2 separate regions of the Homo sapiens genome follow, and region 1 is linked to region 2. A link is an interaction called in ENCODE POLR2A ChIA-PET data of the cell type or tissue named here. Cell type or tissue: B cell. All regions are shown on one strand.

Evidence for each region. ChIA-PET counts read pairs that join two places held together with the same protein. Peaks named below come from ENCODE experiments on the same cell type or tissue, not always from the same donor. Only the 100,000 strongest peaks of a DNase experiment are listed, where the experiment ranks them.
Region 1: POLR2A ChIA-PET joins it to region 2 with 7 read pairs; 1 of 35 experiments calls an interaction of 5 or more read pairs at or near these places.

What each region holds. Positions count from the first base shown.
Region 1 is chr11:66,285,347-66,289,346 of GRCh38, forward strand. YIF1A (Yip1 interacting factor homolog A, membrane trafficking protein) reads right to left here and starts at 3,797. Exons shown (of 8, transcript NM_020470.3): 1 at 3,609-3,797; 2 at 2,735-2,946; 3 at 2,466-2,570; 4 at 2,252-2,330; 5 at 355-412; 6 at 35-190. The coding sequence starts at 3,639. RefSeq lists a silencer at 3,414-3,873 and enhancers at 3,812-4,000, 3,974-4,000. In B cell, a CTCF peak has its summit at 3,664 (motif pointing left); DNase peaks (open chromatin) are centred at 1,615, 1,985 and 3,905; H3K4me3 peaks cover 1,187 bases; H3K27ac peaks cover 1,248 bases.
Region 2 is chr11:65,551,157-65,555,156 of GRCh38, forward strand. It overlaps LTBP3 (latent transforming growth factor beta binding protein 3), which reads right to left. Exons shown (of 28, transcript NM_001130144.3): 2 at 2,895-3,224; 3 at 2,545-2,747; 4 at 2,269-2,374; 5 at 2,008-2,100; 6 at 1,704-1,826; 7 at 1,092-1,250; 8 at 816-1,001; 9 at 392-408; 10 at 246-318; 11 at 1-68. Among named protein-coding and RNA genes, the nearest start is that of LTBP3, 5.2 kb to the right of the region's middle. RefSeq lists enhancers at 990-1,665, 1,666-2,341 and a silencer at 2,261-2,310. In B cell, CTCF peaks have their summits at 1,137 (motif pointing left) and 1,342; DNase peaks (open chromatin) are centred at 1,085 and 2,275.

The DNA of each region.
Region 1 (4,000 bases), 730 kb after region 2:
CAAGGCCACCTCCCCCTGGCCCACAAGTGCTCACCCCACGTATTTGTAGCCACTGTAGGCCAGCAGGTGAAAGGTGCTCAGGTCACTGCGCACGGTGGCCAGGTAGAGGCCCAGGAGCAGGGCCAGCACCTCCATCACCACCCACACCAGCGCTGTGCTTGCACACAGGCCCAGCACCTCCGGGGAGAACCTGCGCCAAAGCAGGGGTGGCTCAGAGCCAGGCATCCTGAGGCAGGGGTGAGGAAGAGAGACTGGGGCAACAGAGGGTGAGCTGGGGACCACCACATATGCCCTAGGGAGGTTGGGAGAAGAGCTCACAGGGAGGGGAGGGTAAGGGAGGGGCTTGGCACTGACCTTTTCTGAATGCCCAGTGCCATCCCAGCCAGGAGCACGTAAGTAATGAAGGCCATCGCTGCCAAGTGCCAGAGAGATGCCATCAGCTTGGCTTCCTCCATCAGAGCTGCCTTACTAGGCATTCGGGTTCACCGACATGTCCCATACTTCCTTCTCTGAATAGCCCAGCATGGCCTGACCTCCACATTCTGCTTCCAAATGCCCTGCCTGGAATGCCTGTCTCCGATCAGCCCTCTCCCACTGTGTAAATGCCACCTGACCCTTCTTCCAGAACCACAAGCCACCTTTCCTGTCCCTGTGCTGGGAAGCTCATCAGTGTTCTGCTGCATCTCAGAAACTGTATCATGGGCCAAGGCCATTGTTCCGCCTATACAGGGACCAAACTGGTTTCTGGCAAGACCAGAAGCCAGGTTCAGTGGACACCCATGCTGTCCTGAGTCTGGGGTCATGGAGATGACCTCACCGCAGTCAGCAATTCTAAGTCTCAGCACTGGCTAGGGCTCTGGCTGCCCAACAATGCAGGGAACTCCAAGTTTAACTTTGGGCAGTATTCATAAAAGCTCAGAGCCAGTGGGAGCCGGGCATTAGCAGCAGTTTTAACTCTGTCTTCTGCCCCGCTTAAAGCACTAGAATTGGCTGGGCGCAGTAGCTCACGCCTGTAATCCCAGCACTTTGGGAGGCTGAGGCAGGCAGCTCACTTGAGCCCAGGAGTTCAAGACCAGCCTGGGCAACATGGCAAAACCCTGTCTCTACTAAAAATACAAAAATTAGCTGGGCCTGGTGGCAGGCGCCTGTAGCCTGCAGTCCCAGCTGCTCAGGAGACTGAGGCAGGAGGATCACCACCTGAGCCTGAGAGGCAGAGGCTGCAGTGAGCCAAGATCACACCACTGTACTCCAGACTGGGTGACAGAGTGAGACCCTGTCTCAAAAGAAGAAGAAAAAAAAAGCACTGACATGACCACCAGCGGGGAGTGTCTGGAGTTCTGGAGTCAGGAAATCAGCTGTACCACCTGTCAACTTTGAGGCCTCAATGATACTGAAGCTCCTCTGAGGCTTGGCTTCAACATGTAAAATGGGGATGCCAGTTCCAGCCTTACACGGTGGCTACGATGGGCACACGGGATGAAGGATGGAAGCCCCTGTGCTGCCCAGCACACCTAGGCTGGCTGCCTGCCCTCAGTCCCACTGGCTGCCCTCACTGGAAGCTCATCTGCGGGCTGGTCCCTGCACACTCACTCACCCTGGGTGTCCACGATGGGCCTGGCCCTGTGCAGCCAACAGGACAGAGAAGAGTCAGCTGTATGTGTGGGCAGCCTGAAAAATGCCATGTGGACAGGCAGTTGTGGGAACCCAGAAGGGAGCCACCACTTGCTCAGGGGGTCAGGAAAGGCTTCTTGGAAGAAGGGATAACAGAGCACGCCTTGGAGGACAAGCAATAACGATGATAAGAGTTAATGTTTCCTACGTCCTTCCTGTGTGCCAGGTGAGGTGCTGAGCAAACATCACCTTGCTGAATCTCTCCAACAGTCCTTTGGGGTAGGGACTACATTAGTCCTGTTTTACTGAAAAGTACAAATAACCAGCCTGAAATCCCATAGCTGGAGTCTGCAAAGCCAGGTCTAAACCCAGAGCTCCAGGCTGGGGAGGGATACAGTCCAAATCAAGAAACAGGAAGGTCTCAAAAGGGTGTCCTGGGGACACTGAAGGCGCATTCAGGAAGCTCCTTACTGGTCACCCTGCACTGCCTGCCTGGTGTCTTGCAACTGCCACACATACACAAAGCACCAAGAACAGATGCTGACTCAGTAGCTGCGCCTCTCTTCCCATTCATCCCTCAAGGCACAAGTCCCCCCCGACCCCACCCCACCACGTTCCCCAGCCCAGGTTGGAGACTCACTGGGGATATAGAGGTCAGGGGCGTTGAGGTCTTGCCGGGGGGGCAGAGGAGCATCACGACTGTACTGCACTTCCCAGTTCTGGCAGTGGCAGTGGCAGCAGCGGCCACATCAGGAGGGGAAGAAGAGAAAAGAGGAGAGAAGGGGGTTGAGGTCTGGGGGCCAGACTCGGGCAGAATGAGGAAGGCCCACCAGCTCCCTTGGTAGGAAGCTCACCTGGTGTGTGTAGGGGAAGACCAGCAGCCCTAGCTTCTTGGCCACGTAGGCTGTGTCCACAGCAAAAAAATACTTGAGTTTGCTCACAGACACAAAACGGTGCAGCTGGGAGGGGAGAGAGGAAGCTGTGGGCAAGCCGCACCCCAGGCCTCAGGGTGCCCCTCTGTGTGCTCCATCCCTGAGGGCACTGTGAGGAATCGGGTGGAATCCCATGATGCCCCAGCCCTAGCCAAAAATTCTGCCACCCGTGCCCCGGGGGCAGGCCACACCTCCTTGTGCACCATGTCCTTCCCATGGGATGCGATGGAGCTGCCATAGGCCATAGCCACATTGGCCATTGGGTCCCCAAGCAAGTGGTTGACACTGAAGGCCACGTCTGCTCCTGTGGCTGGGTATCCCCCGGGCTGGCTGGAATAACCACCGCTTGTGTCATCGAAGAGGGGAGGGGGATCCGGGGCTGCCCGGGCCCTGTGCTTGGAGCCTGTGGGTTTGGAGGTATCAGAGTAGATGACAGAAATACCAAGCATGAGCCCAAACCACCGCCCCTTCCCTGGCTGGACAGCCCTGCACGGGTCCTGGAGGCACCGATCAGTGAGGGGACCCCAAGCTGGGTGAGGGGGAGCTAACTGAGAAAAAACTGTGATGAGGGATCCTTTGCGAGAAATCCGTTGCTAAATGTAGGCAAAGAAAGAGCTGAGGCAGCGCCTAGAACTGGTTGCCCACTTGGGGTTTCTGAAGGCCTCTCACTGGAAGTGACCTCTGAACTGAGCCACAGTGAGTAGAAGTGTGCTAGGTGAAAATAACTGGGAGGGCATCCTTCCGTGAACAAAGCTGGGAGAGGCGACAGCTGGCTACCTGGAGGCCCTGGACAGTGATCAGGGACCTCATCAGGTTCACAACAGTCAAAGGAGTTTCTGGAGGAGGAGGCGGACCCCGTTTTTGCCCGACTCCGGCATGGGATTCCCAGGACTGGGCCGAGAGGGCGAAGTCCGGGACGTGTTGGAGTGTTACGAGGGGCAGGAACCCGAGTGACACCCCCGCCCTGGGCGGCGGTCCCAGTCGCTATCTCCCTCGGGGTGAGCGGGCCACGCCGCCGACTCTCCCCCCGCCGGCCGCGCCGCGCCCCGCCCGCGCCCCACGCACCGTGGGCTCCGTAGCCCGAGTGATAAGCCATGGCCGCGACGCTCGCTGTCCCCGAGGGCCCGCTGCGCCGCCTCGTGGGTACGAATACTAATGAGGCAGCTGCTCCGCGCCCAGGGTACCGACCGAGGCCACCCGGCCGCGCGACACGTCCCCCACCCCGCCGGTCTCGGCCACCATGTCCGTGGCGTCATCCCCCGCGCCTGCCATTGGCTCTTCGGCGGCGCCGGCTCGCCCCTCCCCTCTCCCAATTGGCCACTGACGAGCTCTGGCCTGAGCGGATTCGGCAGAAGGCAACATCCGGGTGAGGGACAGGCGGAGCGACTTGCGGTGCCTGGGATTGGATCACGGGCTTGCCAGTTCACGGTGGGAACAGCCAATAGAAGAGTTAAGAA
Region 2 (4,000 bases):
GCTGCGGGAAGGAGGCAAGTCCGGCAGGAACCAGCGCATGGTCGGGGGCGAGGGACGGGAGATCAGCTCTGCGGGCGGCAGTGCACTCTGGTCAGAGACGATATTGACTGAAGCCTCCCTTTCCACTTCAGTCTTGGCCCGGCGCCCCACCCCAGCTTGACTGTCCCCGAGTACTTAAACTGTGAACTCCCCGCCCACCCAGTGATTTAGCCCTTGAGGACTCATCCCTACAGTGCCCAGCTCACCGGGGTAGGGCCGGGCAGGAGTCGTGGTGGCAGTTGGGTGGCTCTGCTGCACTGACCTCTCCTCACTCACCGGCTGCGGGTGACAGCAGCATGAGCCCTCCTGTCCCTCGCCTGCCCACCCCTCCCATCTGGGTTCTCATACTCACTGAGTCCGTGGTCACCCCTAAAAGGGAAGAAGATGGGGCCATGAAGTGTTGGGGCGGGAGAAGGGAGTCAGATCTGGGATCAGCAGCTGAGTATTTGCAGTTAGGGTCTCTGGGAGTTCAACAATCATGTCTCCAGGTCAAGGGTCAGGGGTTAGATTCTGGGGTTAGGGTGTGTTTGCATAGTAGTCACATGATCAGGTTGAATGGCCTTGGGTTACAGGTCAGGCTGTAGAAGGCTTAGGAGGTTATAGCTCAGGGTCAAATATCTGGGTCAGGGGTCAGAGGGTCAGGTGGGAGGTCAGTGGATGGGTCAGGGATAAGGAATTGGGGGTTAGACTGTGAGGTCAGATCTGTGGATCACGGGTCAAGGGGTCAGGCCTAGGGGCTTGGCATGGGTCAGGGATCAGAAGGGGTCAGGCTAGACCTCTCTCTTCCTCTGTGTCCTCAGGTGGTGGAGCCTGGCTAGGGCTCTCCGGAAGCTGCTGGGGCTTGGGTGGCCCGTCAGGGTGCAGGAAAAGGGAAAAGTCACTCTCGCCCTGAATGGTGAGCGTCTGGTGGGAGGTGAGAATGTGGTATCCCTTCCCAGCTGGGCAGATCTCCTTGAACGCAGCTGCAGTCAAGACAGCAGACACAAAAGTGAGCATTTCCTGGACAGGTGCATGGACCTATGAACCCCTATCCCCGGGTAACCCTGACTCACCGGTGCCATCTGTTGGGCAGCGCTGACACCGCGCGCCCCAGGCCTTGCCGACACTGCAGCAGCAGAGCTGGCGGGTCAGGCGGGTGGTCAGTGGGTGCTGGCACTGGTGCTCAGGGCTCACCAGGCGGAAACACAGGCTCTTCTCCTCCGGTTTGTCTGCTGCAGGGGCCAGTGGGGGGCATGGGCATCTGAGCCTGCACATTGCCCACGTCCCTCTGCCCAGCTGCTGCAGACCTTGCCTCTCCGGCCCAGACAACCCTTGATCCCCCATGTGGTCTCTGACCCCATATGACCCTGAACTCATGTGACCCCTGAAACTTATGTGACCACTGACCCCATTGACTCCCGATTCTAGCTATCCTGGACTTCACCACTCCTACTCATCAAGCCTATGTTCTGCATGACTCTGACTCTATGTAATCCCTGACCCCATGTGACTGCTAATGGCAGATCTCATGTGACCCCGGACCCTGCTGATCCCTGATCCTATTGGCTCTGGGCCTTGTTCCTCCTGCAGTCAACCCTTAACCCCACTCTGATCTCTTGCGATCTCTGATCCTTGCTCCCACCCATGCCTTGTGACCTCCCAGGAACCTGAGCCCCAGGTCTCACCAATGCACTGTGTACGGGAGGGGCCTAAACTATGGCCAGGTGGGCAGACACAGCGATAGGAGCCAGGGTTGTTGAGGCAGTCACCATGGCGACACACGCCCGGCATTGCGCACTCGTTGATGTCTGTGGTAAGTGGAAGTTTGGCCCCTCTGGTCTGGGGCCATGGGGTGACAGCAGGCTGCTCCAAGAACCTCAGGGTCTTGCCCCAGCCCCACCTCCTCTCTCGCCCACCTTGGGACCCTCCCCACCCCCAGTGATGGCTGGCCTGCCCCTCCAGCCCACAGAATCTCCTAGCTGGCCATACCCTGGCAGTGGGTGCTGTTAAGCCTCTTGTAGCCCTGGGGACAGTCAGCGCCCACTTCCCCACGTACAGGCCCTGGCTTCTGCACTCCTGTGTCTGCAGAGAGAGGATAGCTTGGCAGGGGAGGGTGAGGAGGGAACTGGGGAGGGGCACAGCAGATGTAGAGAGGAATCTGGTGACCTGGGGACTCCCACTGCAGGGATGGGTGGGGTGGGTGGGGAGGGGCCACCAGATAGGGAACGCCCCCTGAGCCCAAGCACTCACACTGCAGCTGGGGACACTTGTGGCACTTGCTCTGGCCCCAGGCAGTGCCGATGCTACCGCAGCAGTCTTCCTGCTTGGTGAGGCCGGGGAGGGGGTTGCTGCCACACTAGGGGAAGGAGGGGGAGGTGGGGTCACAGAGCACCCCGCCCCGGTGCCGCCTGTTAGGGTTGGGCCTTTTCCTCTTCCCCCGCCCCTCAGTTTTCTGCTATCCGAGTGAGTTGGGGCAGAGCAACCCTGAGAGAAGGAAAGGCAGATCCCGACTGTGGATTCACTCACCGGCTGCTTGGGCAGAGTGTCCTGAAAGCAGCGGCCCAGGGGCTTCTGGGTGGGCGGCCGGGGGTGCGAGGGCTTGGGGTGCGGCAGCAGGTGCTGGGAGGGGGCTGCGCTCTCGGCGTTCGAGCTCTCAATGCGGTGCACCTGGACTGAGGCCTCGGGCGGGTGATGGACGCGCACATTCACCACGGGGGGCGGGGCCTGCACTGGGGGCGGGCGCGGTGGCCTCAGGGCTGCCCGCACCGCGCCGCGGGTCACCGCGCTGAGCTCCTCCAGGGCTGAACCTGCCCTGCCCTGGCCACCCTAGTGCCCACCCACTGGCGACCTTCCCGGGTTTGCCAGTTGCCTGGTACCTTCTGCTGAGATCTGTCCCGGGCCTAGGGGCACCAGGAAGGCTGCGTGCTGGGCAGGAGGCCCCTCCCCGGGCCCAGGAGGGTCAGCGATCACCTGGACGGCGTAGATGGCGTGCTTGCTGGCCACAGAGTCGCCCTCCGGAGCCAGGGGCGGCAGCGCCCCTGTGGACAGGGCCCCTGTCCTGCTCAGGCCGGGGCCTGAGCCGCCGGTACCCCCACCGGCTCCTCCTGCGGGCACCTGGCAGAAGCGCCCAGTGAAGTCCGGGGGACACAGGCACTGGTTTCGCGAGGAGCACTGGCCGCCATTCATGCAGGGGAGAGGGCACACCACTGGGGAGAAGAGTGGGGTCAGGCCCTCACCCACATCCTGTCTCTTTCCCCTCCTCCCTACTTCCTTGCCACCCACTGGCTCTGTCCTCTTGGGAAGCCAGGTTTTGAGATACATCCTACATAGGGAAACTGCCCTCTCTAGGTTCCCCAACATCCTTACACCTATGTTGGGTTCTGGAGTCTCAAGTCCAGGATTTAAATCCTCGCTAAGCCATGTGCCAGCTGTGCGACCCTGAGCAACTCACGTCCCCTCCCTGTGCCCCAGCGTCCTCATCTGTAGAGATGTGTGGGTTAGATGAGGTAAGGGCTGTACAAATGCTTACCCCAGGGCCTGGTACACAAAGGGTGCTTAATAAGTGGTAGCAAATAATTATGGTGATCTGGCTTTCCCCTTGAGCCTTCCAAAGGTATTGGCTCCGTCCCTGGCGCCTCCTCCTCTTCTCCCATAAACCCTTCCCTCCTTCAGGCCTCAGTCCTCTCTGCCTGCTCTCCACCCTCTCCCTCTTCACCATCCTGGGGCGCCCACCTCACCACTGCCAAAGATGTCCACATCTCAAGACACAGACACAGCCCCCAGCCTTTCCAGGGCTCTCTCAGGCACCTCTGCCCAGGACATACTGTCAGAAGTCAGCATCCTGCCTCCCCACCTCCTCTTCACCTGGCCACCAGGCATCCACAGCTGAGCCCCGACGGCTCCGTCCCTCCTGCTCTCCCCTGCCCAGTTACAGCCTCTAATGTCCCATGAACCTGCCTCCCCTCCTCCCTAGGGCCACTGC